Linked DNA regions of Homo sapiens: region 2 is linked to region 1. Evidence: chromatin loops called from intact Hi-C (ENCODE). Cell type or tissue: HepG2. All regions are shown on one strand. Links, peaks and the distances in the headings refer to the core of each region. The heading gives the core; the rest is flanking DNA. Region 1 has its middle 35 kb from the start of LINC01220. Region 2 holds the start of LOC107984653 (a long non-coding RNA gene).

Region 1 (15,752 bases), core at 4,058-12,057:
CCATGCCCAGCCTGAGACAAATTTTCATAAGATTAAATTCCAAAATATATATGTACATTCTCCCTTCTCCAGGAAGTAGAGTTTCATTTCCTTCCCTTTGAATATGGGCTAGACTTATTGACCCACTTCTAATAAGTAGAATACAGAAAGGGAAAAACAGTAACTTCACAGTGGAGAAACGGCAGAGCCACCTTAACCATGCAAATAAAGTTAACTTCACCATTGATAAGCCATGTTGATATCATGTACCTCCTTATGGCATGCAAAGAAGAAAGGACTTTTCTTCTAAAAAATCCATAACCCTGGTCTAATTATGAGAAAACATTAGATAAACCCAAACACTCAATAAAATACCTGAAAGTGTCAAAGTTATGAACAATAAGGAACAACTAAGAAACTTTTCACAGGTGAGAGAAGACACGACAAGTAAATGCAATATGGTATCCTGGATTACATCCTGTGACAGGAAAAGGACATTAGTGGAAAAACTGGAGAAATCCACAGTCTGTAGTTTAGTTATAGTATATTATACCAGTGTTCATTTCTTAGCAAGGAAATGTTACCTGTAAGAAAGGATCACTACACCTACTTTTTTTTTTTTTTTTTTTGAGACAGAGTCTCACTTTGTCACCCAGGCTGGAGTGCAATGGCACAATCTTGGCTCACTGCAACCTCCACCTCCTGAGTTCAAGTGATTCTCCTGCCTCAGCCTTCTGAGTAGCTGGAATTATAGGCACATGCCACCATGCCCAGCTAATTTTTGTATTTTTAGTAGAAACAGGATTTCGCCACATTGGCCAGGCTGGTCTCAAACTCCCAACCTCAGGTGGTCTACCTGCCTTGGCCTCCCAAAGTGCTGAGAGTACAGGCTGGAGCCACCGCACCTGGCCTGCACCTGCATTTTGAGGTAAGGCTGAAAATCTAGACCACTAACTACAGGGTGCCTGTCCCACTGGCCAGGGACCAGATATGCCACCGTTTGAAACAAATTCAAGGATAGGGGCCTGACTGAGCATTGATGGCCATGAGGGTGGGGAGCGAGAAATCACTTCTGTTGTGCCCCTCAGTTCTTACCTCTAGGCAGAGTCATTCCATGGGAGCTGTTTCTCTGAAAGGGGCCTGGTTTGTGATCAGAATCTATTGTCAAAAAGAAAGAAAGTCCCTTCTCCCACGCAAATGCCAGGCAGGGGGGTGGAGCCAAATGATCACAGGACCCTCATTTTCTGCAACAGTGATTGCTTTGTGTAAAGGGGGCAAGATGCCAGGGCAACTGCTGGGGAAACTGCCGGCTGCCCAGCATTGCAAGGCTCCAGGTGTTTGGGGAATTTCAGACTTAGGCCAGTGGAAGAAAGAGAACTTGACCACGTGGACTCCACCATCTTCTAGGGGTACTCGTCAGGGAAATAATGGGGAGATGCTGCTCCTTCCTGTTTCGCAGACGCAGCAGCAATACTTGTGGCATAAGAGCAAAGCCCCTCCAGAGGGGACAATTTTAAAGCTAAGTGTCCCTGGCATGAGTTACCAGGGTAGCCAAGCTTTACAAAGACAGGGTTAATTCTTTCAAGTGTTTAACTTTAGTGATTTGGTTTTGATCAAAATCTTTTTTTTTTTTTTTTTTTTTTTTTTTGGTTTGTGTGTGAATCAGAGTCTCACTCTGTCGCCCAAGCTGGAGTGCAGTGGCGTGATCTCGGCTCACTGCAACCTCTACCTCCCAGGTTCAAGCGATTCTCCTGCCTCAGCCTCCTGAGTAACTGAGACTACAGGCACCCGCCATCACACCCGGCTAATTTTCATGTTTTTTAGTAGAGACAGGGTTTCGCCATATTGGCCAGGCTGGTCTTGAACTCCTGATCTCAAGTGATCCACCCGCCTCGGCCTCCCAAACTGCTGGGATTACAGGCATGAGCCACCGTGTTGATCAAAATCTTTTTTAAAACTTGTTACTCCTTCATCCATTAAACAGAGCTTGCAAAATATAAATGAACGTTTCCTTGGTGGTTGAAGGTCATTATTGGGAGCATCAGTTATGCCGAGTGCTGCAAAGTGAAACCAGAGACTCAGAAGTGCATTCAGCGTTTGGGACACTTTGCTGAATGGGTCGTGATCTCAGCAACAGCTCTGAAATTTGCCTTCTTGAAAGAATCCCTGACATCAGCTCATTTTTCTACTTTAGAAAAGTGCAGAGCATGTTCACTGTTCTTCACAAAGGCAAAACAGAACCCTGGCCCCAGAAGCTATGTGACCTTCACCAAGTGATGTCATCTCTTAGTGGCTGTGATTCTTCATCTGTAAACTCGGGAATAGCGTTATTAGATAATGCATGTTTAGAACATGCCTTCGATGCATTAGAGCAGGGCTTGGAACAGCGTTCAGCATGTCAGAAGCGCTCAGGGGGTTAACCGCTGTTACTACCGTTTGCAGATGAAGACAAGTCCCAGGTCTGGTTAGTTCAATCTGCCTCTTTTCACTGTAGTCTCACCAACATTGGCTGGCTGTCTGGGAAGCAACACCACCAGTGACCTCTTCTGGGTCTCGTGGCCACCAGCCATTGTGCCCATTCTAATCAAGGAGGCTCACCTCCAATTTATGCCTTTTCTAGTAAGAAAGGACAGAAAGAATTTCCCTGAGTCAAGTCCTTGCCAGAGTAGGGGCCTCTTGCAATCCGTGCCACGAAGTCCCGGAAGGAAGCTCTGCAAATGTGCGCTCAGGGCTTGTCAAATGAGCAGAAGGGCGGTTAAGTAACAAAGTAACTGCGGAGTCAGGCGCGGAGGGGAACAGCGTCTCTAACCACGGCGACCCTGTTCTTCTCTGGGCGCTTCCACTGAGTTATTAGATCAGCACTTGGCTGAGATGGGAGTGGAAGAACCCGGGAGGGAACGGGCCCAGGTCTTCATGTAGAAAAAGGGGCCCTGGCCCCTCGGGGTATTCAGGGCGCCGACCACCACGGCCTCGTCGCCCTTTTCCCCTAAAGCCCTGGAGGAAGGCACTCTCTGGCCTGAAGTTCGCCTGTCCACTGGTGATACCACCCGCCGCAGCGTTTCCAGCTGGGAAGGAGTTGGACATGACCGTACCCGCAACAGCTGCGCTCAGCACTGCCCGGGGCTGCCCCCATCCCTACCCCTACCCCGGGGGCTCCGGAAACCCCCCACAACCCCCGCAGATTTACCAAAATCCAGGGACCCTCTTACCCCCCCTCCCCTCCTCCCCAGGTCACCCACAGACACACACACATTTCCTGCCCTGCCAAAAATAAAGCTGGAGGGCGCTGGGGGTGCGCTTGCCACCAGCCCCTCCGGGGAGACTGCTGCCTCGCTGCACCCCTCCAGTGAGAGGACCACCCCCTTCATTTCTGCTGCCTTCCTCCTCCTTTGCTTTGGTGGATGTCACCCTGGCTCTGCCAAGGCCCTGGTGGAGGTTGCTCTCAAGGCATGGGCTGGAACCCTGCCCCTCTTCTGCTAAAGACACATAGCCCTCCTTCCTTATAAAAGCAGTTATACGGCCGGGCGTGCTGGCTCACGCCTGTAATCCCAGCACTTTGGGAGGCCGAGGCGGGCAGATCACCTGAAGTTGGGAGTTAGAGACCAGCCTGACCAACATGGAGAAACCCTGTCTCTACTAAAAATACAAAAAAAAAAAAAAAAAAAGAAAAAAAAAGAAAAAAGAAAAAAAAAATTATCTGGGCCTGGTAGCACATGCCTGCAATCCCAGCTACTCGGGAGGCTGAGGCAGGAGAATGGCTTGAACTAGGGAGGCGGAGGTTGCGGTGAGCTGAGATCGCGCCATTGCACTCCAGCCTGGGCAACAAGAGAGAAACTCCGTCTCAAAAAAAAAAACCACACAGTTTATACCTTCATAGTACATGTCCCTAACCTCGACCCACCAATAGAGCAACTCCCTGAGAGGACGATCAAGAGGTCAAGCTTGTTTGGGGTGAGCCCCACTCCTGGAAATCTGGAGGGGGGCAGAAGTAGTGCCCCTGACATCTGGTGGGTCATAGGTGCTCAGTCGTTATTTATTTTTGCTCTCCTCCTCCTCATTTTCTTCCTCAATATCAGCTCCTCTCTCTGCATACACCTCCTCCTCCTTACACCTCTCTCTCCTTCCTGCTCCATCCCTTCTTCACTTTATCTCCTTTGGACGACTGCCTCCTGCCTGCTGGAGCACTGAGTGGGGCTGAGGAAGCTCCCTGTGCACCCTGCACCCCCTTCTCTTGGCTGCTAAAACTCTGACCCAGCCTCCTACACCACAACCCTACTTGTCCCTAATTCACTCTGGCTCCTTCTCCACCCCGTCACCCTGGCTTATGCAGTGTAGTCTTGTTGAAGACATCGGGTCTATACCAACCTGGACATCCATAATTGCTTCCTGAAACACATTTATGCAAGATCTCAGGATTTTGTGGCTTTACCAAACACCTCCCCTGAGTTTTCAAAACACCACCTGATAAATTAGTGTTCATCTTGTTGCAGGTGACAATGATATTACAGTGGTATTTTTAAAGTCCTTATCTTTAGAGATACATTCTTTAACATATTTCCAGGTGAAATGATATGGTGTCATGAGTTTGCTTCAAAGTAATATGGGAGGGGATTAAGCAGATGGGACATGGATAGGGAAGGAATGGCCTTGGGTCAATATTTCTTGGGACTAGGTAATGAGTAGATGAGGGTTCATTATACTCTTCTGTCTACTGCCTCCGTAATATAAAGTTAAATTAATTCTCCAGCCTTCCAAAAAGGGAGAAATGAATTAATGAACAAATATTGGCAAAACATTAGAAATTATTGAACCTGGGTGATAAATACACATGGATTTATTGTGTTATTTTTTCTACATTTTTATGTGTTTGAAAAAATGATTAAAAATGACTTTTTAAATGTTTATTTTTATTTTATTTATTTATTTATTTTGGCCAGGTGCAGTGACTCATGCCTGTAATCCCAGCACTTTGGGAGGCTGAGGTGGGTGGATCACTTGAGGTCAGTAGTTTGAGACCAGCCTGGCCAACATGGCAAAACCCCGTCTCTACTAAAAATAGAAAAATTAGCTGGGCATGGTGGCGGGTGCCTGTAATCCCAGCTACTTGGGAGGCTGAGGTGGGAGGATCTCTTGAACCCCAGAGGCAGAGGTTACAGTGAGCGGAGATCATGCCGCTGCCCTCAAGCCTGGGTGACAGAGTGAGACTGCATTTCAAAAAACAAAAACAAACAAAAAATAATAATAAAATAAAATGTTTAATTTCTTTTTTAATGCCACCTTATCACAAACCCTTCATCTGTGTAAAGCTAGGCCATGGGTATTCAACACGCACTACACAGATGTTGATGGACAAGTGTTTCCTCAAAGATCTCAAGTGCTTCTGCTGCCTCTTCCTTAGATGAGCACACTGAAATGCTCCAGAAAACAGAACTTCTTGGCTGGGCAGTGCTGCTTTGGCATCTCCATGCCTTTGCACTTGCTCTGCCCTCCACATAGACTGGCCTTCCCCAGTCCACCTGCCAAGCTCTTACTCAGTTTCAGCCCCTCTTCTCTAAAGCTTTCTCTGACCCTCCCAGGCCTTGTGTCACCACTGAGCCCTGTACATACCTCTGTGTTATACAGTTCACCTTGAAATCCAATTGTTCCTTGCATGCCTAGCCCCCACCCCACACTAAACTTTTAACTACTTGAGAGCAGGGACTTTATTTTTTATTTTTATTTTTTTGAGACAAGGTCTCGCTCTGTTGGCCAGGCTGGAGTAGAGTGATACAATTATACCTCACTGGCACTTCAAACTCCTGGGCTCAAAGGATCCTCCCGCTTCAGCTTCCTAAATAGCCACATGTACGTGCCACCACATCCAGTTAATTTCTAAAAAATTTTGGTAGAGACAGGGTCTCACCATCTTACCCAGGCTGGTCCTGAACTCCTGGGCTCAAGCAGTCCTTCTGCCTTGGCCTCCCGAAATCCTGGGATTACAGGCATGAGCCACCACGCCTGGCCCAGGGATAATGTTTCATTCAACTTTCCATCATTAGGACTTCAAATACCACCTATATGCTCATGACTCCCGAATCAACATCACCAACCTCACACTCCCCAGCACCAGACTCTTATAGCCAAATGCCTTGAACAAGGCAAATGCCTTCTGAACTTCTCCCCTTGGGTGTTCTACAGACCCCTGAAATTCACCGTGTCCAAAACTGAACACATTGTCTTTCCCCTAAACTTACTCTTCCTGCCATGCCTGAGCAGGTAAACAGAACCCTCCACTCAGTCGCTCAACCCACAAATACGAGGTCTACCCTTCACCCCTCTTCTCCTGCACTTCAGCTACTGATTTCACTTCCTACATAAGCCTTGAATGTTCCCACCTCCCTCATCCCTACAGCCCCTTCCTTGTTCAGGGCACCATTGCCTCTCTCCTAATGACAGCAAAAGCTTCTTCGCTGTTCTCCAATCTTGCCCCCTCCATCCCAAGTCTCCATATGAAAGTCTGATCTTTCTAAAATGCCAATATAATCCTATCATATCCTAATAAAATTCTTCCATGTCGCCCTAAAGTTCAAATTCTTCAACATTGAACATGGCTTACAAAGCCCCTTTGTGACTGACCTCAACTCACCTCACTCCCTATCATTTCTCTCTCCAACCCTGCCTACTAATCCCCAACGCACACACACACACACACACACACACACACACACACACTCAATAAGCTCTAGCCACTTGGAAGGACTTGCAGTTTCCCAGCATGCCTTACTCTTTCTGTGGCACAGACAGCACTGCCCACCAAATATCACATGGGCTCCCCTACATTCCTAGCCCTGTAGCATTTAGATGGAACTGGGTCACTGGTTCTGGACAATGGGTCATGAGCAGAAGTTGGATGATCACTCCAAGGCTAAATCATTCTCTCTCTCTCTTTTTCTTTTTCTTTTTTTTTTTGACAGAGTCTCGCTCTGTCACCCAGTCTGGAGCTGGAGTGCAGTGGCATGATCTCGGCTCACTGCAACCTCTGCCCCCCGGGTTCAAGCGATTCTCCTCCCTCAGCTTCCTGAGTAGCTGGGATTACAGGCATGTGCCACCATGCCTGGCTAATTTTTGTATTTTTAGTAGAGATGGGGTTTCGCCATGTTGGCCAGGCTGGTCTCAAACTCCTGACCTCAAGTGATCCACCAGCTTTGGTCTCCCAAAGTGCTGGGATTACAGGAGTGAGCCACCGCACCTGGCCTCTCTCGCTCTCTCTCTGTCTCTTCCTCCCCAGCCACATGTTGAGATGACAGAGTCTTGAGACGAAAGCACCCTGGATCACTGAGTCACCCCATGGAGGGCAGTGGCTCTGAATGCACATCAGACTCCCTGCAAGTGAGAATAAACTTTTTTCATGTGAAGCCATTGAGAGTTTTGCATCTTTTTCTTTTACTACAGCATAACTCAGCCTATCTCCTCCAGCACATGATTTCTCCTCTGCCTGGAACAACTCTCCCTCCCACCTCTCTACTATCTACCTCCTCACCTGGACAGTTTCTGCTTATGTCAGCCTTAGCTTAGTTGCTGCTTCCTCCTGAACTCCCAAGTCTAGCTCTGGGTTCTTACTAAGAACTTTCTTAACACCCTAGGAGATCCCTCTGAGCACTTTCCACCCTATATTATAAGGGGCCATTCATGTGCCTCTTATTCCTCACCAGGTCTGAGATGGGAGGGCCCATTCCTCTTTCTGCTTCACAGCTGTACCCCCAGCCCCTGCTACAGGGCCTGTATGTAGGGTATCCAATGGATGTTTGCCCAATGAACAGGTAAACTTTGTATTCACAGGACCTAGCTTCTAGCTCAATAAATATTTAATAAATGAATAAATGAATGACTTAACCTCTAAAAGAAAAAAAGATTTGGATTCTAAAAAGTAGCCCAATACTCATAAACAGCCTTGAATTGTAAAACTATACTCACTATATACAAATTAGTGTGCCCACCCCACAGTTCTGCCCTATACCAAAGGTCAACTATTTTACTTCAATGGGTCAATTAGCCCCTCTTTTAGTGGTAAACTATTCGAATTGAGGAATTGGAGGGTGGAAAGTTCTGCTTTTTGATGACTTATGCTCAGCTGGAGAAACTAAATACAGTACAAAAGCTGAAAATCCACAGCCAGGTTCTTACTCTACAGCTTCCTCACTTTTTTCATGTTTGTTTAACATTTTCTCCCCATTACCTATTGGGACGTCAGTAGAACCTGAACTGGACATTAAAACAGTAGCTAAGTAAATAATGCAAGCCTTTTAAGCTCTGGTGCCGTTCAAGGCCACAGCTGTCCCACAAAGCCACTGACACTGCTGTCGGGTCAGGTGGCTGGGAGGGGATGGGAGAGGCTACACGGCCCCTCTCCTTAGCTGTCAGATGCCTATGGAGGCACTCAGACCATTTGGCTTCTCCATTTGTCATTTTCAGCAAGGCCAAGAGCTTGGATCTCTGGGGACCTGGGGCAGGCTGCTGCAATTTTCCCCAAGAGTTCTAGCTCAATCTGGGTGAAACCTTGAGAAATCAGAGAGGAAAGAGCTATCAGTCCGATGCAATTCAAGGCAGCAAAGATGTATTGAGCATTCACAAACCTGAGTCCCTGGAAGGAATATCAAGGAAGCATGTGTCCCAGATGGTGCCTTTAAGGGTCTGTCTTGTTTCTTATGAAAAAAAGACAGAGTTAAGCACATGAGACAAAAAACAAGAGCATAGCACAAGGCAGTGGATAATCAAGTGCCACTTTAAGCCGTTTCAGCTTTACAAGAGGTTAAAAAGGTGAAAGAGTGATGTGATCAAGAGAAGGCAAAGGGGACCTCATTATAATATTGGACGTTGGATGCCTGCTCTGTGCCAGGCCCTACATACATACATTACTGCTCAGTCTTTTTTTTTTTTTTTTTTAGATGGAGTCTTGCTCTGCCGCCCAGGCTGGAGTGCAGTGCAGCTCACTGCAACCTCTGCCTCCCAGGTTCAGGGGAGATTCTCCTGCCTCAGCCTCCCGAGTAGCTGGGATTACAGGCACTTGCCATCATGCCCAGCTAATTTTGTTTTTGTTTTTGTTTTGTATTTTTAGTAGAGATGGGTTTTCACCATGCTGGCCAAGCTGGTCTCAGATGCCTGATCTCGTGATCTGCCTACCTCAGCCTCCCAAAGTTCTGGGATCACAGATGTGAGCCACTGCACCTGGCCTTTTTTTTCTTTTTTTCTCTTTTTTTTTTTAAAGACAGAATCTCACTCTGTCGCCCAGGCTGGAGTGCAGTGGTGCGATCTCAGCTCACTGCAACCTCCGCCTCCCGGGTTCAAGCAATTCTCCTGCCTCAGCCTCCTGAGTAGCTGGGACTTCAGGCGTGTACCACCATGCCTGGCTAATTTTTGTATTTTTAGTAGAGATGGGGTTTCACCATGTTGGTCAGGCTAATTGCGAACTCCTGACCTCGTGATCCACCCGCCTTGGCCTCCCAAAGTGCTGGGATTACAGGCATGAGCCACCGTGCCTGGCCCACTGCTTAATCTTTACAAACCCCATGAGGTAGGCTCAGAGAGGCTAAATAACGTGCCCTAGGTGGCAGAGCTGGTGGACAGCAGAGCCAGGATTTTAACCCAACTCTTACCTCAAAACCTGTGTTCTAGACCACCTCGTCTATACCCTCTCATAATAAGTCTTATTTTTTAGGACTGAGAGCCTGAGCTGAAACCTTCACATAACTTGTTTTTAGCCTCCACACTGTCCTTAGGAGGAGAAATGATTACTGCCACTTGACACTTGGAAAAAAACGGCACTCAGAGAAGTGAATGCTCCAACAGGGAAGGAGGGGAACTGAGAGATCCCTAACTGTAATACAACTCGATTTTATTTAAATTCGGGTATCCTGTGTATTTTCATTTTCCTGTCACTAATTTTTATTTGAACCAAAAAGGCTTTGGAGGTGGAAATGTGACATTTTAGGAGCTGGGCACATCTAGAGATCACCCATTCCTTAAAGACAAATTAATAAGCAATCTTCCTGTGACTCCACTGACCAAGATCATAATTGCTGTGGGCCCCATGAGGAGCCTTAGAGGAGCCTTTGGAGGCAGGCTTTGTGCTATGTGCTTTTGCAGTTTCTTGATGCTTCCTATTGGCAGCAATATTTATTTGACAGTGCATGTAAAACACTCCTATATGACAAGCACAGTGCTAACCCTTCCCCTCCTCACACAAATCTCATTTGAGAGAGGAGAAAACTGAGGGCCAAGGAGGTCCAGTTACCAGTTTGAGATTGTATAACTAGTCAGTTGTAGAACCAGGTTTCCTGCCTCCAAGACCAGAACATGTTTTTACATCTTCCTCAGTCAAAATTGTATGTGGAGTAGGCAGCAGACCACTCCTTAAAGCAATTTTTTTTCTTTTGAGACATAGTCTTGCTCTGTTGCCCAGGCACTCCAGGCAAGATCTGGGCTCACTGCAACCTCTGCCTCGCTGGGTTCAAGCGATTCTCCTGCCTCAGCCTCCTGAGTAGCTGGGATTACAGGTGCCCACCACCATGCCTGGCTAAATTTTTTTGTATTTTTAGTAGAGACGGGGTTTCACCATGTTGGCCAGGCTGGTCTTGAACACCTGACCTCAGGTAAGCCGCCCACCTCGGCCTCCCAAAGTGCTGGGATTACAGGCGTGAGCCACTGCGCCTGGCCCTTAAAGCAATTTTTTTTAAAGTTTTTTTTTAAAGTTTTAAACCAATAAATGTGTATTTTGTTCATATAAAAATATATGAATGGGTATGTGTCCCTCTCATTGACTACCCTTGGAACTTTTGACAAGTAACATAACCTCTCTAAGCCTCAAAGTTTTCACCTATAAAACAATGATAATAGGACACTTCTCATATCACAGATGTGTTATTAAGGTTAAATATCATGCCTGGCACAGTGTAAGTCTCAGTAAGTGACACTTATTAGCAGTGGCAATATTTATTCGTTGCCTACTGTTTTCCAGGCCTCATGCTGTGTATTATAAAATAGCATGTATACAGCCTGGCCAACATGGTGAAACCCTTTCCCTACTAAAAAATACAAAAATTAGCCAGGCACGGTGGCACTCGCCTGTACTCCCAGCTACCCGGGAGGTTGAGGCAGGAGAATCACTTGAACCTGGAGGCAGAGGTGGCAGTGAGCCAAGATCGCGCCACTGCACTCCAGCCTGGGCAACAGAGTGAGACCCTGTCTCAAAATAAAATAAAATAAAATAAAATAAAATAAAATAAAATAAAATAAAATAAAATAGCATGTATAATAAGATCCTAACAGGTATATGTGGAAAAATATACATGGATATAGAAATGAATGGATGGATAGTTAGGTATGATTGGGGGTATACAGAAAAAAAAAGCTGGAATGATGAAAACCAAAATACTCACAGTGAGTATGGGAGGTTTTATTTATTTCTGTGTCTTTATGCAGTTCCCAAATTTTTCTATAATGAACATGAATGAATTACTTTTATAATCAAAGCAAAGAAAATCTTAGAAAATCTATTGGAAGTTCAATTCATTTTGGAATGGGAGAAATGCTGTATTTAAAGAAGCAGTAAAAGCGTAAAACCTTTCAGAAGGTGCACTTGCTTCATAGCCCCAAGAGGGAAAAAGTGGCTATTTCCCAGCAAAGCTGAGCAAACCCAGCTGACTTTGCTGACAGGTGCTGACACCTGGTTCTAGAACAAGGATCTTAGAGTTAAAAAGCAAAGAATTTTTGGTGGCAGCCATCTGTCTGGTGGTCATCTGAGGGAGGTGGTTACTCAACTCTCATTTCTAGTTGTTGAGAGGTCAAGCCCGGCTAGGACTCAGAGCCCTCCTGCATCCCAGCCACCTTCCACCATGACATGTTCATCCTTCCCCAATGGAGACCTCACACTGAAGCAGGTGCAGCAGCAGCAAGTGGCTGTCGGCAGCTCTCCCCACTTCCCCACGTGAGAAGGCAGAGCCAGGTGCTAAGCAAGGACCCAGCTGGGCTGAGAGCATAGGACAGGGTGTTTAAAAAGCAGCTTCCACAGATAGAAGCAGTCAGGTCTGGGAAGCGGGGTAAAGGAGGACGAAGAGGAATAGCAGTACACCGGGGAGGGAGCCGAATACTTTCTGTTTCCCAAGGACTTTTTTGTCCAGTCCTCCACCACTGACTCAGGGAGCATTGGTAACTCCATTGTGCAGAGGAAGGGGGACAGAGAAATTAAGAGCTTTGCTCAAGCCCCACAGCTAGAGTGAAGAGAAAAGCTACCACATGTGTACTTTATTTTGGGCATCACCGAAGCAAATGTTTCAATAGCAGTGAGGACCATGGCAAATTGGAGAGCCCCAGCTACAACAGGGCTAGTTCTCAGCTCAGCGATTGTGCCATGCTAGGATGCAGGTCCATGGTTGCCAGATCCTCTAGACTTTTCTGTGAGGTGTCTCGATTTCTGAATGTTGGTTTACTTTTTAAAATATTAGGCTGGGGACGGGCGTGGTGTCTCATGCCTGTAATCCCAGCACTTTGGGAGGCTGAGGCAGGCAGATCACTTGAGGTCAGGAGTTCGAGACCAGCCTGGCCAACATGGTGATACCCCATCTCTACCAAACAATACAAAATTTAGCCAGGTGTGGTGGTGTGCACCTATAATCCCAGCTACTTGGGAGGCTAAGGTGGGAGAATCGCTTGAACCTGGGAGGTGGAGGTTGCAGTGAGCTGAAATCATGCCACTGCACTCCAGCCTGAATGACAGAGTGAGACCCTTACTCAAAAAAATAATAAATAAATAAAATATTAGATTGGTACAAAAGTAATTGTGGTTTTTGCTATTAAAATAATTGGAGAGGTGTTCTCTCTGACCTACAGATGCCTTTATTTTATTAGGTTGGTATAATAACTAACCTAATAAAATATTAGGTTGATATAATAACTAACCTAATAAAATAAAAGCATCTGCAGGTCAGAGAGAACACCTCTCCAGGCCAAGCGTGCCCAGTCAATGTGTGTCCTCAGCCTCAGAGGCTGCCTGGATTGCTGGCTTGCCTGGTGGAGCTACTTGCATGTGCTGCCTGGCCATGGTTCTGGAGTTTCGGGCTCCCATGGAGTAGAGGTGACACTTCCCAATGGGCTGGGGAGCTAACTCCAGAGAAATAAGAAAAGCTATACAGGATTTCAGGTTACCAACCAGGGAAGAACACAGACTGGAATCAGATTAGATTTAGGAAACCAGAGAGCTGTATTTGGTACCGAGTTTCTCTGACAACACATCCTTTCTTCTCTTAGGCTGTGAGTAAGCAGACACTCATTAAGCGATGACTATACATCCACTTAAATTGTTCCAGACCCTGGGGATAGAGTGAGGAACAGAACAGAAAGAATCGCTGCTCTGACTGAATTTACAATTTCATGGGAAAAGACAGAAACTAAACAAGCGCCTGATCCCACAGAGGGTGAAAAGTGCTGTAAGGAAATATTAACCGGGATGAGGAAGGCAGGGCGGGCTGGATAGTGATGGCCTTGCCGAGCAGGTGGGATTTGGACAGGGACCTGACTTCAACAGCAGGCCATGTAGATTTCTGGGGAAGAGCGGCCTAGGCACAGGAACAGTAGGTGCAGAAGCCCTGAGGGGAGGATGTATGACCTGCTGCAGGAACAGCCATGAGCCAGGACAGCTGGAGCAGGGAGGGGTGGGAGAGAAGGTGAGGTCAGAAGAGGGGAGCAGATAAGGAAGGGGACCTGGTCTTGCAGGGCTGTGTTGGCCACAGTCAAGACAGGTTCTGCAGATAGACAGTAATGAGATCTGCCCCTGCCCTCAAGGGGTGTGCAGCCTGACCCTGTGCCTGGCTGTATCCCATTCTCACCCACCTACCTGTACTACCTGTGTGTACTCAGCATCCTAAATTCTCACACTCCCAGTGGCTCACAGCTCTCTGGCTGCAGGTGGGACAGTGCAGCTGGGGGGCCCCATTCAGCACTGGGGCATTCCCTGGGTCTAGAGAGAAGAGCAGAAATAAGGAAAAGCCTGTACTGGCTGCCCGTTTTAGGGCCAATCACATAGGACCCCAGGGTTCAGTGGCCATCTCTGCTTCACAGACTGACAAAGGGCAGGAATTGGGGCCTTCCCATTGGACCTGGAGGATTTTGTATTAGCATATCCATGCAACAAGGATTTACTGAGTAATTCCTGAGCACTGGGCCCTATGCTAGTGATTGGGGGATCCACAGGTGAACAAGATGAGCTGCAAATGACCCTCCCCACAGAGAGCAACAGCCCTGAGGGGAACACAGGCAAGCAAACAGGCCATTAGAGCACAGTAGGTAAGCTCCATGATGGAAACAGAACGGTAGACTCTGGGCAGTGGTGTGCTAGTAAATGTTTAACAACCAGCTCTCCAGCAACATACCTGTGTATGTCCATACGCTCATGGATTTTACTGACCTAAAGGATTATAGCATATAATTTATAAATGATCACAAAATATACAACAGTGTTTACTGTAAATTCCACATAATCAATTGACTTTCACAGTACGTAATTTTTGCCAAACATCTGGTCTGTGGACAAGCTATCGTTATAATTGATGAGCAGGTATTGTTCTAATGGGATCTTGGTTGATATTATTTATGTTAATAAGACAAAAGCAAAATTTAAGTGAATGTCAGAACTTTGCTTATTTGTCAGTGCTTCTTTGCTGAATTGGATAATAGTTTTTGGAAACCGAAAGAATATTTCCTCGATTGTTTCATGCTATTCACAATGTAACAGCTACTTGTAAGTTTAACCTGCATCATTAACATTTTCTCCACTACTTCTTTAAGTTTAGATAATCAATGCAACAACAAATCGATCTCTGATTTATAGCATTTGCCAGTCTTCATGGTGTAAATAGTCCCAAAAGCTACCACTGAACACAGATTTGGGAAGAGATCCACAGTATCCTACAAGTTATATAGTGCTTCCGCCACGTGGATACAAGAGCTGTAAATGATCTCAACAGTGTAAGTGATAGGAAAATACAGTAAAATAATTAGGAAGTGATGAGCTTTAAGTATTTGTTACCATAGCTGAAAGTTTAATAATGGCTGAATTTAACAACCAGCTTGCAAAATTCTTGAAAATTTAACTATCATTTCTTGAGAGGTACATTGGTGAGGGCTCTGGGGCACAGTAGTGAGACACTAACCTAAACACTAGGGGGTCAGGGCAGCTGAAATCAAAGGGGCAGGGCTTATGGGACCAGATGTCCAGGCAAAGGAAACATCATATAATGCAGTAAACTTTAGAGGGGTCAGGGCAGCTGAGACCAAAGGGCCAGGCCAAATGGGACCAGATGTCCAGGCAAAGGAAACATCATATAATGCAGTAGAGAACATGTTATCTCTGGGCCAGGTGCGGTGGCTCACGCCTGTAATCCCAACACTTTGGGAGGTTGAGGTAGGTGTATCCCCTGAGGTCAGGAGTTCGAGACCAGCCTAACCAACATGGTGAAACCCATCTCTACTAAAAATACAAAATTAGCCATGTGTGGTGGCGCATGTCTATAATCCCAGCTACTTGGGAGGCTGAGGCAGGAGAATCGCTTGAACCCAGAAGGTGCAGGCTGTGGTGACCTGAGATCTCGCCACTGCACTCCAGCCTGGACAAGAGTGAAATTCCATCTCAAAAAATAATAATAATAATAATAAATAAAAATTTAAAAAGAGAATATGTTATCTCAGCAGCTGAGATAGAGAGAGTAGGTTCTTTTTCAAGAAAAGGCCTTGAATTTGGGCAA
Region 2 (15,752 bases), core at 3,221-11,220, 230 kb before region 1:
GGATCTCACTATGTTCCTCAGGCTGGTCTTGAACTCCTGGGCTCAAGGGATCTTCCCGCCTCGGCCTTCCAAAGTGCTTCACTGTTTTTGTTTGTTTGTTTGTTTGTTTTTGAGACGGAGTCTTGCTCTGTCACCCAGGCTGGAGTGCAGTGGCGCAGTCTCGGCTCACTGCAAGCTCCACCTCCCAGGTTCACACCATTCTCCTGCCCCAGCCTCCCGAGTAGCTGGGACTACAGTTGCCCGCCACCACGCCAGGCTAATTTTTTATATTTTTTTTAGTAGGGACTGGGTTTCACCGTGTTAGCCAGGATGGTCTCGATCTCCTGACCTCGTGATCCTCCCGCCTTGCCCTCCCAAAGTGCTGGGATTACAGGCGTGAGCCACCGCGCCCGGCCGTGCTTCACTCTTTAGGGTCCTTTTCTGCGCTGTGGCTCTCGCTGTACCCAACTCCTCAGTACTCCTTCCCTAAACTGCATCCCACTTTTGTTCCCCCACACCTCCTCTGGTTCCCCTGGTTCTGCCCTGAGGCTGTGCCCTCTGTCTCAGTCACATCCTCGCCTCACCTGAACCCCACACGCACCAAAAACACGTCACAATTAGCTCCCTCACCCCACTCTCCACTCCCAGTCTCCCCAGGCCTGGAAGTCCCATGAGATTCCCAGAGTCCTAGGACCTCACCTACTCCCCCTTCCTCCTTCCCTCTGCTCAGCCCCTTGGGACCGGGACTCCCTCACCCAGTGGGCGGCTCCTGCCTTCCTCTCCCTTCAGGCCTCTGCCTTCGACCTCTGCACGCGGCCATTTCTTGGGGGCCAGGTTTGTCCTGCTTGTCACACCTGTCTGTTGGTCTTCCTTAGCTCCTAGTATCCTTTTGAAATGCATGTATTCAAGTCATAAAAATGAGTCCATTTTAAAAGCTGAGTAAAAAATAGTACAGATAGTTTATAGATGCAGCAGAAGCAGTGGTGGTAGCCTGTGGGTGGTGATGCTGAGCTAGAGGAGTGGGTATAACCCCAGACAGAAAACAGTCACTGGGCTCACGCGATGGCAACGGCTGTGTGTCACCTAATGTCATGTGTTAGTATGGCTCAGCTCTGCCTGTGAATCAGATAACCACAACAAACACAAAAGTACTTACATAACCTGTTTCCATCTCTTCACAGTCCTGGTGGCACACAAGCTGGGACTCAGTGTCACCTCTGTGCCTGGGCCCCAATACCAAGCAAGGAGGTGTTTCCCTCTGTGTCCCAGACACGCACATCCTTTAGAAGCTGACATGTTCCCACCCTCTCCATGGCTATTTAAAGCCTGCTCCCTACTGCAGGAAAAAGATAGGCAGAATGAAAGAAGAAAGAAAGGAAGAAAGAAAGACAGAGAGAAAGAGAGAGAAAGGAGGGAAGGAAGGAAGGAAGGAAGGGGAAAGAAGGAAGGAAGACCTGCTCCTGACCAATGTGTTGGGAAAGTTTGGGGGCACCAGAAAGAATTATGGGGTCTTGACATCATGCATTTCCTTCCATCCCCTTTGCCAAAGTTAGTGAGGGATGAGGAGGAGGCAGGATGGGGGTGGGGTGGTGCTGGGGGTGGTGACACCCATTCATTAATTGATTCACTCAACATATTGTTAATTAGCCAGGCATGGTGGTGCATGCCTGTGGTCCTGGCTACTTGGGAGGCTGAGATGGGAGGATCACCTGAGCCTGGAAAGTTGAGGCTGCAGTGAGACATGATCACACCACTGCACTCCAGCCTAAGCAACAGAGCAAAGACCCTGTCTCAAAAATAAACACATAAATGTTAATAAAAACATATTGTTAGCCCTATGTGAAAGTGCTGCTCTAAACACAGGGGAAATAATGGTGAACATCTTGACAAGGTCCTGAGCCTCTTGAAGTTTATAATCCTGTGGAGAAGACAGTCTATGGATAAACAAGTGTCATAATATCATGTGAGGTAGCACAATGAAGAGTGAGATGGTGGTTAGGGAAAAAACATTTGAGCAGAAGGGAGGAAATGGATATCTGGGGCAAGAGTGTTCCGGGCACAGGGAACAGCATGTGCAAAGGCTCTGAGGTAGGAACGTGCTTGGTGTGGCCAGACACAGCGGGGATCCCAGTGTGGTTGGAGCAGAGAGACAGAACAGGGGGCTGGTGGGAGAAGGGCTCAGACAGGTAAGTGGGGGTCAAATCTTGCAGGGCCTTGTGGGCTCTGATTAGGATGTGGACACTGAGTGAGGCCAGAAGCCCTGAAGGAGTTTTAAGCAGAGGAGTGATGTGGCGGACTTGCGCTATAAAGGAATCTCTCTGGCTGCTATGTGGAGTAGACAAAGAGGCAGTTAGGAGGCTGCTGTGGTTTCCTGGCAAAGCCTGGAGGAAAGGTCTGGGGGTGCTGGCAGGTAGGCGGGTAGGGCTGTGCCAGATGATTGCAGTGGGTCACCAGCTGTGAAAAATGGGGGATTCCTTCCGTGAAGTAGGACACAGCACCAGAACTTTTGGAGGTGGTGACGTTAGGAAGAGGTAGGACCATCTTTCTAGTTACTTGGGGACCTCACTAGGCTCCTCAGGCCAGGAGATAGAATCTCCATGCTTCATGCTGGCCACCCTGGGCACATGCTTTTCCTTCTGCCTGGAATGCTCTTCCCTGCCTTCCTCATCTGTTTCACTCTACTCCTCCTTCAAGGCTCAGTTGAAATGTCACTTCCTTCCTGAAATCGGTCACATGTTCTGAGTGTATGTGCTCCTGATGCTTCTTTTGCATGGCACTTACCACAATTGTCATTATTTAATTAGGATAATTAGGGCGCAGTGGTTCACACCTGTAATTCCAGCGCTTTGGGAGGCAGAGGCGGGTGGATCACTTGAGGTCAGGAGTTCGAGACCAGCCTGGCTAACATAGTGAAACCTCATCTTTACTAAAAATACAAAAATTAACTGAGCATGGTGGTGCACGTCTGTAATCCCAGCTGCTCGGGAGGCTGAGGCAGGAGAATTGCTTGAACCCAAGAGGCGGAGGTTGCAGTAAGCCAAGACGGCACCACTGCACTCCAGCCTGGTGACAGAGTGATACTCTGTTTCAATAAATTAAAAAATAAAAATAGAATAATTAGTTCTTTGGTGTTTGTTTCCCCTGGCAGACTGTAGGCTCCATGAGGGCAGGTGCTGGGTCTGCTTTCTTCTTCGCCCCTTGGTTACTCCCTAGCAGAGTGTCTCACACAAGTCAGTGCTCAATACATTTTGTTGAATGAATGAATCAATAAGCAAATGGAATGGACAGCAGGTGCAAGAGAAGCATCAGGGGAGGCAAGCTGATTCCTAAGAGCTGCAAAGGAATAGGGCTCATTTCAACTTAGAATCCAAACCAAGGCACTTGCAGGCACCTGGTGGGTGATAAATACCTTACATCATAGGAACAAAGTTCTAAGAATAGGATTTCAGTCATCAGTCAAGGTATAAAAGAGGTTATTTGTTTTGGGAAAGCAGGCAGAAAGGTTCATATGTCCTGAGGATCATATTCCCTGGCTGCCAGTCATCTCACACAGGTTTGCCTAATCCTGCATTTGCGGCCCTCAGAGGACACGTGGCTACTTTAGCATGAAAGCGTTTATTAAACAGACATTTTTATTTATTTGTTTGCTGTTGAAGCGTTTCAAGCATTTATTAAAGAGGCAGGATCTTGCTCTGTCACCTGTGCTGGAGTGCAGTGGTATCATCATAGCTCACTGCAGCCTTGAACTCCTGAGCTCAAGAAATCCTCCCAATTTAGCCTCCTGAGTAGCTAGGACTATAAGAATGCACCACATACAGCTAATTTTTTTTAACTTTCTTCTTGTAAAGACGGAGTCTCACTATGTTGCCCAGGCTGGTTTCCAATTCCTGAACTCAAAACAATCCAACCACCTTGGCTTCGCAATGTGCTAGGATTACAGGTGTGAGCAACCGCACCTATAATCAGAAGGACATCTTTAGAGTACATCATTTAAAAAATCTATTAAGCTTTCAACCTTTTAAAAAATGTTATCAAGTAATGTACATAACATAAATCTTCATCCAGTTCCCGAACCTCTTTGCATCCTTCGTCTCCACTCCTTCCTGCTCACCATTAATGACACATTGTGTCAGAGTGGACAGATGGAAACGGCCCGAGTCAAAGATTCTGCCTCACGTGGAGTAGGCTTTCTCCTGGGAGTGTGAGGCCCTCCTGGCTCACCACACTGTGGCGACCTGGGAGCTTCTGCACTCCAATCCAATGCCGATGTCCTGGGCCATGCTTGCTACCAGCAGCTCTGTTTCTTGAGTCTTGGGTGACTGCTGTGTTGACTGATGAAGAGTTTTTATCTAAGGGTCTACGAATGGGTTTCAGAATCCTGCAAACCCCTGAAATCATATCATCCAAATTGATTAATACACATGTGTTTTGGCTGGGCATGGTGGATCACACCTGTAATCTCAGCACTTTGGGAGGCTGAAGGGGGTGGATCACCTGAGGTCAAGAGTTTGAGACCAGCCTGACCAACATGGGGAGACCCTGTTTCTACTAAAAATACAAATTAAATTAGCCAGGCGTGGTGGTGCATGCCTGTAATCCCAGCTACTTGGGAAGCTGAGGCAGGAGAATCACTTGAACCTAGGAGGTGGAGGTCGCAGTGGGCTGAGATCACGCCATTGTGCTCCAGCCTGGGCAACAAGAATGAAACTCTGTCTCGAAAAAAAAAAAAAAAGAAAGAAAGAAAGAAAAAAGAAACATGTTTTATAAAGGGAGAGGCGGGGGAGTCCACAGTTTCATCAGATAGTCAAAGCAGCCCAATGACCCCCAGATGAAATAAATCACGGTTTAGATGGATAATCTATACATTTCAGGTTTAAAAATCTACTTCGAGCTTGTCACCTAGTATCTGCCCTGACTATATACACTGTGCTAGGTGCAGATCTGACTGTTGTGTTTATTTCATCACTATGGGTAACTAAAGTGGATTTCCTGACACAAATTATGCAGGACTAGACAGAGACATTACTAGATTAATTGTGGACAGGGTGAGGCACATATTTGGTGAGACCACTTTGCCTTCTAGAGGTGACCCTTTATTCTCCATTTGCAACAAGATTCTGAGAGCCAGGTCTGAATGAAAAATTTTAACCCGTGGCTTCTATGTTCCAGGTGATCTTGGACTTAGGAGAAGAGAGAAGACGCTGAAGGAGGTGTGGAAAGCTCAGGGAGTGGGAATGGCTTTCCTTATCTGCCCATCGATCATGTCCGTGCTTCAGTTGAGACTGAAGTCACTTGGCAGCCACACGTTTTAGACTGAGGTAACTCCCCACTGCCATAAAGGTCAAGAAAGCCACTGTGCTGACACAGGTCCTCCCCTGACAGCCTGTTCCACAGCGACCCTTGAGTCATCATGTCTGGATGACTAGGCTGACAAAAACAAGGTTTCACAGGGTGAGTTGAATTGTGGGGGAGCGGGGCACAGCACAGGGCAGCGGAGTAGGAAGGGCACTGCACTTGGAGTCTGAAGATCAGGGCTGAAGGCCTTGCTCAGTGAGCTTGGGCAACATGTGTTGGTGTTTGGGCTTCACATAAAATTAGACACTATTCACAATAGCAAAGAGACGGAACCCATCTAAGTTCCCATCAGCTATAGACTGAATAAAGAAAATGTGGTACATATACACCATGGAATACTATGCTGCCATAAAAAGGAACAAGATCATGTCCTTTGCAGCAACATGGATGGAGCTGGAGACCATTACCCTGAGCGAACTAACACAGAAATGGAAAAACAAATACTGCATATTCTCACTTGTAAGTGGGAGCTAAGGACACAAAGATAAGACAAACAGACACTGGAGCCTACTCGAGGGTGGAGGGCAGGAAGAGGGTGAAGACTGAAAAACTACCTATCAGGTATTAGGTACTACGTGTATTACCCGGGTGATGAAATAATCTATACACCAAACCCCCGTGACATGCAATTTACCTATGTAACAAGCCTGCACATGTACCCCTGAATCTAAAATAAAAGGAAAAAAGATAGGGCAAAAAGGAAATGAGAGGCTGCTATTAACATGTTACCGGGGAGCTAGCAGGTATTCAATGATTGGGACTGTGCAGGTACAACGTAGTTATCACCCTAAAACAGGATGTAGCCAACATCCTGTTCACGGCTACCCGGAGTTTCACAGTAAAATATCTGCAGAGCTTGTGTTTGGAAACCAGGTTGATGCCCAAATCTGTGCAGATTTGCATTCCTGGTCACTCACCCAAACATCTCTTCAGAGCTATGCCCTAGGATAGAGTGAGGAAGCTGAATGAGGCGCCAGCTTGCATCTAGAGGTCAATTCTCTGTATTCAAGCTTCTGCCCAAACAAGTGATGGTTGGCTGCCATGGTTCAGGACTCTCTCAAGCTGGGAAAGGAGGATGCAGGAGGGAGGGGGAACGGAGGAGAGGGAGGAAAGTTGATCTCTGCAGTTCTCTGTCACTAGGTGGCAGCACCAACCCGGGACCGCTGTCCCAATGGTCCTGGCTGTAATCCTGGAATGTGGGGAGTTCCCCAGGTGCGCTTGCGCTTGCTATATATAGCTCCAACTTTGCAAGCAGCCAAAGAGAGGTTGAGTCCCATCTCCACGTTTAACTGTGTGACCTTGGGCAAACCATTTAGCCTCTTCGGAGTCTTTCTTTATCTGTAAAATGGGGATAATAATCTTTCCTAAAATAATAGAGTGAACAGAAAATGAGATCATAAATGGCAGCCAGTATCATCCCTGCCCCTAGCAAGATGACCCCTCACTCTTTCATACATCACCTTTATTTTGCACTTTTCTTTTCTTTCAAGGGTGCCCCTAATGCTTATTTTAAATGAGCATATGTAGATGAACACTTTGGGGTGGGGGAGTGAGGCGGCAGGAGGAATGGTCCATGGTGTGATTTTTTTTTTAGAACAGACCCAACTTTTTAATCTTCCTTCCCCTCCTTGCACCCATTCTCTTCCTCTTCATTTTCTTTCTTCTATCTTGGGATTTTTATTTACAAATATGTTAATCATCTGCTCTGTGCAAACCTCTGGCGAGGCAGAGACAGGTGGGGAAGAAGAGGGAGAGGCGAGGAGAATTACAAGAACACACTGGAGAGTCCCTCCCTCCAAGACCCCCACAGTCCTGTAGGTGCTAAGCTGATAGCGAGATGGTGCGCACCGGTGCAGTTGAACTGGCTGTTGAAATATTAAAATATGTACATCTGGCTGACTGATAGCCCCTACCCTAGTGCCCCTCCATGCAACAACGCAGACGCATGCCTTCACCCTGCTCCAGCTCCGACCCCATTCTGACTGCCAGTGCCTGGCCTGGATTTTGAATATTGCCTTTTAGCTGATGGGCTGAGCTCCTCATAGAATGGACTGAAGAGGATGGGGAGTGAAGCCTGGAGGCTGAGTTGCAACTCCCAGTGATGGTTTTCAAATTAGAGCCTGGGGTTCCTTCCAGAAGCAGTAATGGGTAGTATCCAGGTTGGGCAATCCAGAGGCTGGTGTGGTTCTGGCTGCATGCCCAGTTTCTGGTGGAGCACAGAACACCCTCAAACCCTCTCAGAAAGCAGTCTACTCCTGTTAGCCCCTGAGAATTAGGATGCAGTGCCCTGCCCCCTCGCCCCCTCTCTGGGAAACCCAGGTACAATGAGTCACCATTTTTTTGGTTTCACAATAGAAGCTTACTCTGGTTGACATCAGCAGTAAATGAATGTATTGGAAGGATGTATGTGGCTCACAGAATTCAAAAGAAGCCCAGAGAACAAGGCCCAGAACAAGGCAGAAGCCAGGACAATTCTCCACCACAGGAATTCTCTCTCTGGCCAGGGCTTCACAGTTAGAGTAGAGGGGCTCCAAACATCTTCTGGGTCTTTTCTTTGCTCTGCTCCAAAGCGAGATTCCCAGTAGTCTGATTGGCCCAGTCTGGGTGTTTGGTTGTATCTTGGCCAGATAAGGCAGAGAAGACACCTTGATTGACAGCTCTACACATAGAAAGGAAATGCAGATGCTTTGTCAGAAGAAGGAGTAATAGAGCCGGGGCGCAGTGGCTCACGCTTATAATACCAGCATTTTGAGAGGCCTAGGCGGGTGGATCACTTGAGGTCAGGAGTTCAAGACCAGCCTGGCCAACATGGTGAAACCCCATCTCTATTAAAGATATAAAAATTAACCAGGCGTGATGGCATGCACCTGTAATCCCAGCCACTCAGGAGGCTGAGGCAGAAGAATCACTTGAACCCGGGAGTTGGAGGTTGCAGTGAGCCGAGATTACTCCACTGCACTCTAGCCTGGGTGACAGAGTGAGACTCCATCTCGAAGAAGGAGAAAGAGGAGGAGGAGGAGGAGAAAGGGGAGGAGGAGGAGGAGAAAGGGGAGGAGGAGGAGGAGGAGAAAGGGGAGGAGGAGGAGGACGAAGAGGAGGAGGAGGAGAAGAAGGAGAAGGAGAAGAAATGGATTCTGGGTAGCAAAAAAAAAAGTGTGTGGGGGTCACTGTAATCAGGTGCATCTCAGCTCTAGGTCACAATTCCGTGACATCTTGCCTTCAGCCCCAGGTTTTAGACCCAGACAGAACTAGATCCCCATTATAGTAGTGCAGTGACCTTCCTGAGGCCACCAGATCATCCCAGTCAGTCCTGCTTCCTGGGCATTTAGGGCTCTTATGGACTTGTTCCCCCACCCCCTGGGGATAAACAATGAGACACAAACCTTTGAGGGAGCCATAGGTAATTTAGTCACAGTCCAAACTCAAAATTCTCAACCTGAAGTAGACAAGGCTTGAGAATATATGAATGAATGAATTATTTATATTTATGATTAATTAATTCATTTATCAAACCTATAAATATCACATATCTGCTCTGCTGGGCACTAGGAATATAGCAGTAAACAAGACACAGATAGTCTCTGCCCTCACTCATGGGTTAGTGAATGGCCTATCTGGACAGCCATTTAACTGTCCACCATGAGTCACCACTGGGGGTTTTGGGCACGATGTAAGTAGATATCTGGTCTCTGTCATCTTCTCTCAATGATTGCTGTGGTTTAAATGTCTCCTCCAAAACTCGTGTTGAAATTTAATTGCCATTGTAACAGAGTTGAGAAGCGGGGCCTTTAAGAAGTGATTCGGTCATGAGGACAGAGCCCTCATGGATTAATGGGTCCCTCGATTAATGTCATTGTCACAGAAGCGGGTTTATCTTTGGAGTGGGTTCCCAATAAAAAAGACGAGTTTGGCTCACTTCCCTTTCTGTCTCATGTGCTTGCTTCCACCTTCCACCCTTCTGCCATGGGATAACACTTGCCAGATGCTGGCGCCATGCTCTTGGATTTCCCAGCCTCCAGAACTATGAGAAATAATTTTTTTTCCCTACAAATTACCCAAGCTGGGCATGGTGATTCACACCTGTAATCCCAGCAACTCAGGAGGCTGAGGCAGGAGGATCACTTGAGGTTAGGAGTTCAACACTAGCCTGGGCAATGTAGTGAAACTTCATCTCTAAAAAAAAAAAAAAAAATTTAATTAGCTGGGTGTGGTGGCATGTGTAGTCCCAGTTACTTGGAAGGCTGAGGAAGGAGGATCCCTTGAGCCCAGGAGTTCGAGGCTGCAGTGAGTTATAATCATGCCACTGCACTCCAGGCTGGGTGACAAAGTGAAACTCTCTCTCTCTGCTCCCTGAATTTCAGCACAGTGCCTCTCAGCCCTCCCAGCTGTGGCTCAAGCAGCCTGGGTGCTCCAGAAAGAATAGGTGGTAAACCTTGATGGCAAACATTTGGTGTTAAGTCTGCAAGGATGCAAAATGCAAGGGCTATAGAAGCATGGCTTCCTCTGCTTAGATTTCAAAGGATGTCATGGATCACCTGGAAGCTCAAGTAGAAATCTGCTTCAGGGGAACGGTCACCTCAGAGAGTCCCCACTAGGGCAATCCCAAGTGAAAATGTGGGGTTGGAGCCACTTCGGTTTGAATGTGCCCTCCAAAACTCATACTGAAATTTAATTGCCATTGAAACAGTGTTGAGAGGCAGGACCTTTAAGAGGTGATTAGCTCATGAGGGCTCCACTCTCATGAATAGATTAACGCCATTATCACAGGAATGAGTTGGTTGTTGCAGGAGTGGGTTCCTGATAAAAAGGTGGAGTTTGGTCTGCTCCCCTCTCTGTCTCATGTGCTCACTTCTGCCTTCCACCCTTCTGCCATGGGATGACCCTGGCCAGATACTGGTGCCATGCTCTTGGACTGGCCAGCCTCCAGAGTTGTGAGAAATAAATTTCATTTCTTTGTAAATTACTGAGTCTGTGGTATTCAATTACAGCAGTACGTAGGTTGTGTTCGTGTTTGTAGGGTGTAGAGGCATGAACCACCAGCAAGGCAGGCCAACCAGCTTCCATTACCATGGAAGCAGGATTTGGAGTAATAGAAAATAGGCGATGAGGGTGGACTGGGGCTAATCTATTTCTACAGGGCCTTGTGCAGGATTCCAACTTGCTTTTACTTTGATCCTGGTCTTTCCCTCTGTCTAATAGGTGACAGCTAGACACAGACTAAAAGCTAGATAACACTGTGACTGAGGAGACACAGTTCCCTGCCCTCGCCTCTTCCAGCCCCACCTGGGACTCTATCCCTAATCTCTACCATCTTCACAAGAATACATGCCTTCCCTTGATTCCTGCTCTTAAAATATCTGATTGATTCTTACTTTTTATATGTTAACTGAATATTTATTTTGTCATTTGTATTCCATCGTCAGAATAATAATTGGCTTGGATTTTACATTCCTAGAAGGCAGGCACTGTGTTCCATCCATCCATCCATTTATTCATTCAGCCAATGAATATTTATTGAATTTCTACTCTGTGGTAGGCTCTTTGCTACTGTGCAAGGAGCTGAGAATACAATGGTGAGCAAAACATTGGCAATCCCTGACATTATAGAATGGATGGTCCAGTCACAGAGACAAATGTTAACCAAATAACCACATAGATAAATGTAAATTTTCAGTCTGTGTTAATGGGTATAAAGGAAGGGCATGAGGTGCTATGAAACTATTTGAAATTGCAGTTCTGATCTAGCCTGGGAATCAAGCAAAATTTCCCCAAGCTGGTATTTGACAAAAGGTAGGAATGAATGAGCTAGAAGGGTAAGAGCATTTCAGTTAGGGCTGAGCAGAATGAGCAAGGCTCTTGGGCTGGAGGGAGCACGCAGAGATTTGGGGAAGGGACAGATGCCAGTGCAGAGGAAAAGAGGGTGATATGAAGTGAGCTGGGGGACAGAGGGTGCAAGGTCTCCAGCGCCCCCACTAAGAATTGAGTCTTCATCATATAATCACCCCGAGTAACTCATAAACCCCAATCACACTGTGCACCAGTAGTCAATGGATAACATTTTATGTGAATAATGCTGACTTCACTTAGAGAAGATGTGCTAATGGTGGTTGGGGTGGAGAGGATTGACGTGGTGCTAATGTGACTCGCAATCTAATTTCACAGCTCCCATGGCCCAGATATGAAGAGCTGATCCCTAGGAATGGGTACCTATGTGTATGGCTGCAAGTTGAAAGATGATTGGCAAAGTTTAGTATCAGTATCTTCACATGCCACAAGATAGAGAAAGAAGATAAGATGCTTTTGGCTGGGTGCAGTGACTCACACCTGCAATCCCAGCACTTTGGGAGGCCAAGGCAGGTGGATCACTTGAGTCCAGGAGTTCAAGACAAGACTGAGCAACATGGTGAAACCCTATCTCTATTGAAAACACACACACACACACACACACACACACACACAAAATTAGCCAGGCATGGTGGCACTCACTGGTAGTCCCAGCTATTCAGGAGGTTGAGGTGGTAGGATTGCTTGAGCCCAGGAGTTTGAGGCTGCAGTGAGCCATGCACTTTAGCTTGGGTGACAGAACAAGACCATGTCTCAAAAAAAAAAAAAAAAAAAGATGCTCTTAACTTTCCACACATGGATGCTGCTATAGCTTGGATGTTTACCCCACCAAACCTCATGTTGAAATTTGATCCCAAACTCAGAGGTGGGATGCTAATGGGAGGAGTTTTGATCATGGGGTAGACCCCTCATGAATAGATTAATGTTCTCCCTGGGGTGGGGGTTGAGTGAGTTCTCACTCTATTAGTTCCCACAAGAGTTGATTGTTAAAAAGAGCCCAGCCCCTTCCATCTTGCTCTTTCTTGCTTCCTCTCTCACTGTGTGATCTCTGCACACACATGCTCCCCTTCACCTCCACCACAAGTGGAAGCACCCTGAGGCCCTCACCGGGTGCCCGATTTTTTCCAGACAGCAGAACCATAGAGCCAAATAAATCTTTTTTATGTATAAATTGCCCAATCTCAGGTATTTTCTTATAGCAACACAAATGGATTGAGAGAGATGCTTTATTGAGAAAATGAAAAGATGAAATTTCATGAATGCTTGTAGGCCTCCAAACTTCAGTGTCTATACTCTATATTTGCCAAGCTTTATTAATTTAAATATATATGTTTTTTAAGCAAAAGAAGAGTACAGCCAATCTTGGGTTTGGATAACACAGAGGTCTTATTTATCTCTGTGATATAACACCTTGTTACAGTCTTTTTTTTTTTTTTTAATAATGTTGGGCACTTCAGTCCTCAGAGGCAGGCCTTAAAAAACAAAATTTATCTCTGACTTTTCTCTACCCTTCTTTCCCTAGTGCAAAGCAGGACCCTAATCTTCCTCCCCTTTTCTGATTGTGGTCATAAGACCCTCACTTCAGAAGCAGTCCTGCTGCATACCCTGAAGGAAGGAATGCTACACAGAGAGGCCAAAAAGAATCTGCACAGACAGGTCTTGCTGGGTTTCTCTGCTTAGCCTGTTAGTATTAGATCATGTGACTCATACTAGATCATGTAATTGGACCCTTTTTGTCCAGCTGCATTTCTACATGATTGTCAATCATGGCTCTCCAATGAAGTCTCCATAAAAAGCTCAAGAGGACATGGTTTGGGGAGTTTCTGAATAGCTGAACACAAGAAGATTCCTGGAGGATGACACACCCAAGGAGGGAATGGAAGCTCTGCACCCCTCCCCCGTACCTCACCCTATGCATCTCATCCGTATCCCTTGCAATATCCTTTATAATAAGCCAGTAAATGTAAGTGTTTCCCTGAGTTCTTTGAGCCATTCTAGCACATTTGTCCAATCCAAAGAGAGGGTCGTGGGAACCTAACTTGAAGCCAGTGGCCAGAAGTTCTGGATGCCTGGACTTGCGACTGGCATCTGAAGTTGGTTGGAGTCTTGTGGGATTGAGCTCTCAACCTGTAGGAGCTGATGCTATCTCCAGGCAGACAGGGTCAGAACTGAATTGGAGGATACTCAGCTGGTGTCTGCTGCAGAACTGATTGCTTGCTCGGTGTATGGGGAAAACTCCCCACATTTGGTCACAGAAGTCATCTGTGTTGATTGCAGAGTGGTGTGAGAGCAGAGGAAAAACACAGTTTGAGTTTTTGCCTCCAAACTCTTTTACTCCTGTATTCCTTATCTTCTATGCACATTAAAAAGCAACAATGCAAAGTACTATATGGAATCAACCCAAGCATCCACCAACAGATGAACAGATAAAATGTGGTACATATACACAATGCGATATTATTTAGCCATAAAAAAGAATGAAATCCTGTCATTTGCAGCAACATAGATGAGCCTGGAGGACATTATGTTAAGTGAAATAAGCCAGACACAGAAAGATAAACACCACATGTTCTCACTCACATGCAGAAGCTAAAGAAGTTGAACTCATAGAAGTAAAGTGTGGAATAGTGGTTACTAGAGGCTGGAAAGGCAGGGCAGAGATGAGGACGACATAATGAGAGGATGGTTAAAGAATACCAAATTACAGCTAAATGAGAGGAATAAGTCCTAGTGTCTTAGCACTGATGGGTGACTACAGTTAACAATAACTTATTGTATGTTTTCAAATAGCTAGAAGAGAGGATTTTGAATGTTCCCAACACAAAGCAAAGCTGGGTGTGGTGGCAGACACCTGTAGTCCCAACTACTCAGGAGACTGAGGCAGGAGAATTACTTGAACCTGTGAAGTGTAGGTTGCAGTGAGCCGAGAGCCAAGATTGCGTCACGGCACTCCAGCCTGGGTGACAAGAGCAAGACTCCATCTCAAAAAAAAAAAAAAAAAAAAAATGAAGAGTCATGGTCCCCACCTGAGAAGATGAGAGGGAGATTCTAGGCAGAGGAAATGATGCATGAGCAAAGGCTTAGAGAGAGGAAAGTGCCAGATACGGTGAAGGACGTGGCTTTTTCAGCCTGGTCAATACACAGGGTTTGTTTCTGAGAAAGGGATGGACAAGCGTGTCAGGGTAGGTTGGTGGCCTGATGGGCTGGTGCCCTAGAAGCAGTAGGGCCAGCTGCAGGGGTGCTCCACCTCTGTACTACTGATGTTTTGAGCTGGATTATTGTTTGTGGGGTGTGCCCTGTGCATTGCAGCATGCTTAGCAACAACATTTCTGGCCTCTTCCCACTAGATGTTACTAGTACCTCTCTCCCAAGCTGTAACAACTAAAAATATCTCCAGACATTGTCAAATATCTTGGGGAATGGGGAGGATCACCCCCAGTTAGGAACCACTGAGCTAGGGGAATTGTTTAAATTCCTTATTTGGTTGTTCCATTGGCTCCTGCATTAGACAGAATTGAGTTAAGCTGCACTTAGAAAACCCAACTCAAGGTGATGTAACCAAATAAACTCTTTTCCACTTTCACTTAGAAGCCGTCTAGAAGTGGGCCAGCTGGAGCTTCTATCATCTTCACACTTCTGCAGTATTACCAGGGACGCAGAATCTCTTCCTCCTTTGTGTACACGGTTGCTTCACCTCTAACACCATATCTGCCTTCCAGACAGAAAGGAGGAGAAAGGCATGTGCCAACTGAGACAGCCCCACCTTTTGAAGAGCTTTCCCATAAAAGTCTTACCTAGCAAATTCTTGCATATCTCTTTGGCCAGAACTGTGCCATATGGCCATCCCAAACATCAAAGGAATCTGGGATATGTAATCTTTTCTCTAGGCATATTGCCATCTTAGACAAAACAAGAGTTCCGTAGTAAGGAAAAATGGAAGAATAGCTTTGGGAGGGCAATTATCAGTCTCAGCTACCCCTCCTAGCCTTGGTTTCTAGGTGTAATGACAAACTCAGCAATCTGTCTACAGGAATCTTCCAGAGGAAGCCAAAGAAACCTCCTGGGTAGCAAAGGTATTTGTGCAAATTTTCCTATTGAAGTCCTCTAAAAGGGGGCTCTTCATCTCTACCTACCAGTAGATTGTTCAAACCAGGATCAGGTTTTTATTTTATCTTCCTATAAGTGATTAAATTAAATCACATATCAGGTGGTTAAAAAACAAGATTTTTCAAGACCAGCCTAACCAATATGGTGAAACACCATCTCCACAAAAAAAAAAAAAAAAAAAAAAAAAAAAAATTATCTGGGCGTGGTGGCGCATGCTTGTAATCCCAGCAACTCAGGAGGCTGAGACAGGAGAATTGCTTGAATCCGGGCGGTGGAGGTTGCAGTGAGCCGAGATCGCACCACTGCACTCCAGCTTGGGCAACAGAGTGGGACTCAGTCAAAAAAAAAAAACACACACACACACACAAACCCACAAGAGTTTTAGAAGGGCTACATCTCTCTTTCCCTCCCATCCCCATCTCCCACTCCTCTGGTATCTACATGAGGCCAATGCAGTCACATGTCAT

Evidence for each region. Peaks named below come from ENCODE experiments on the same cell type or tissue, not always from the same donor. Only the 100,000 strongest peaks of a DNase experiment are listed, where the experiment ranks them.
Region 2: a loop joins it to region 1, with 6 times the contacts of the local background. A loop is called at or near these places in 10 of 110 quality-filtered maps.

The regions. Positions count from the first base shown.
Region 1 is chr14:75,321,301-75,337,052 of GRCh38, reverse strand. No RefSeq gene overlaps it. Among named protein-coding and RNA genes, the nearest start is that of LINC01220, 35 kb to the right of the region's middle. RefSeq lists enhancers at 2,530-3,029, 7,897-8,066. In HepG2, for the core only: no CTCF peak of the experiment used is centred there; a DNase peak (open chromatin) is centred at 8,262; H3K27me3 peaks cover 661 bases.
Region 2 is chr14:75,551,869-75,567,620 of GRCh38, reverse strand. LOC107984653 (a long non-coding RNA gene) reads right to left here and starts at 9,450. Exons shown (of 2, transcript XR_001750830.1): 1 at 9,415-9,450; 2 at 7,703-7,993. RefSeq lists enhancers at 5,265-5,344, 7,650-7,809. In HepG2, for the core only: a CTCF peak has its summit at 6,475 (motif pointing right); a DNase peak (open chromatin) is centred at 6,490; H3K27me3 peaks cover 1,300 bases.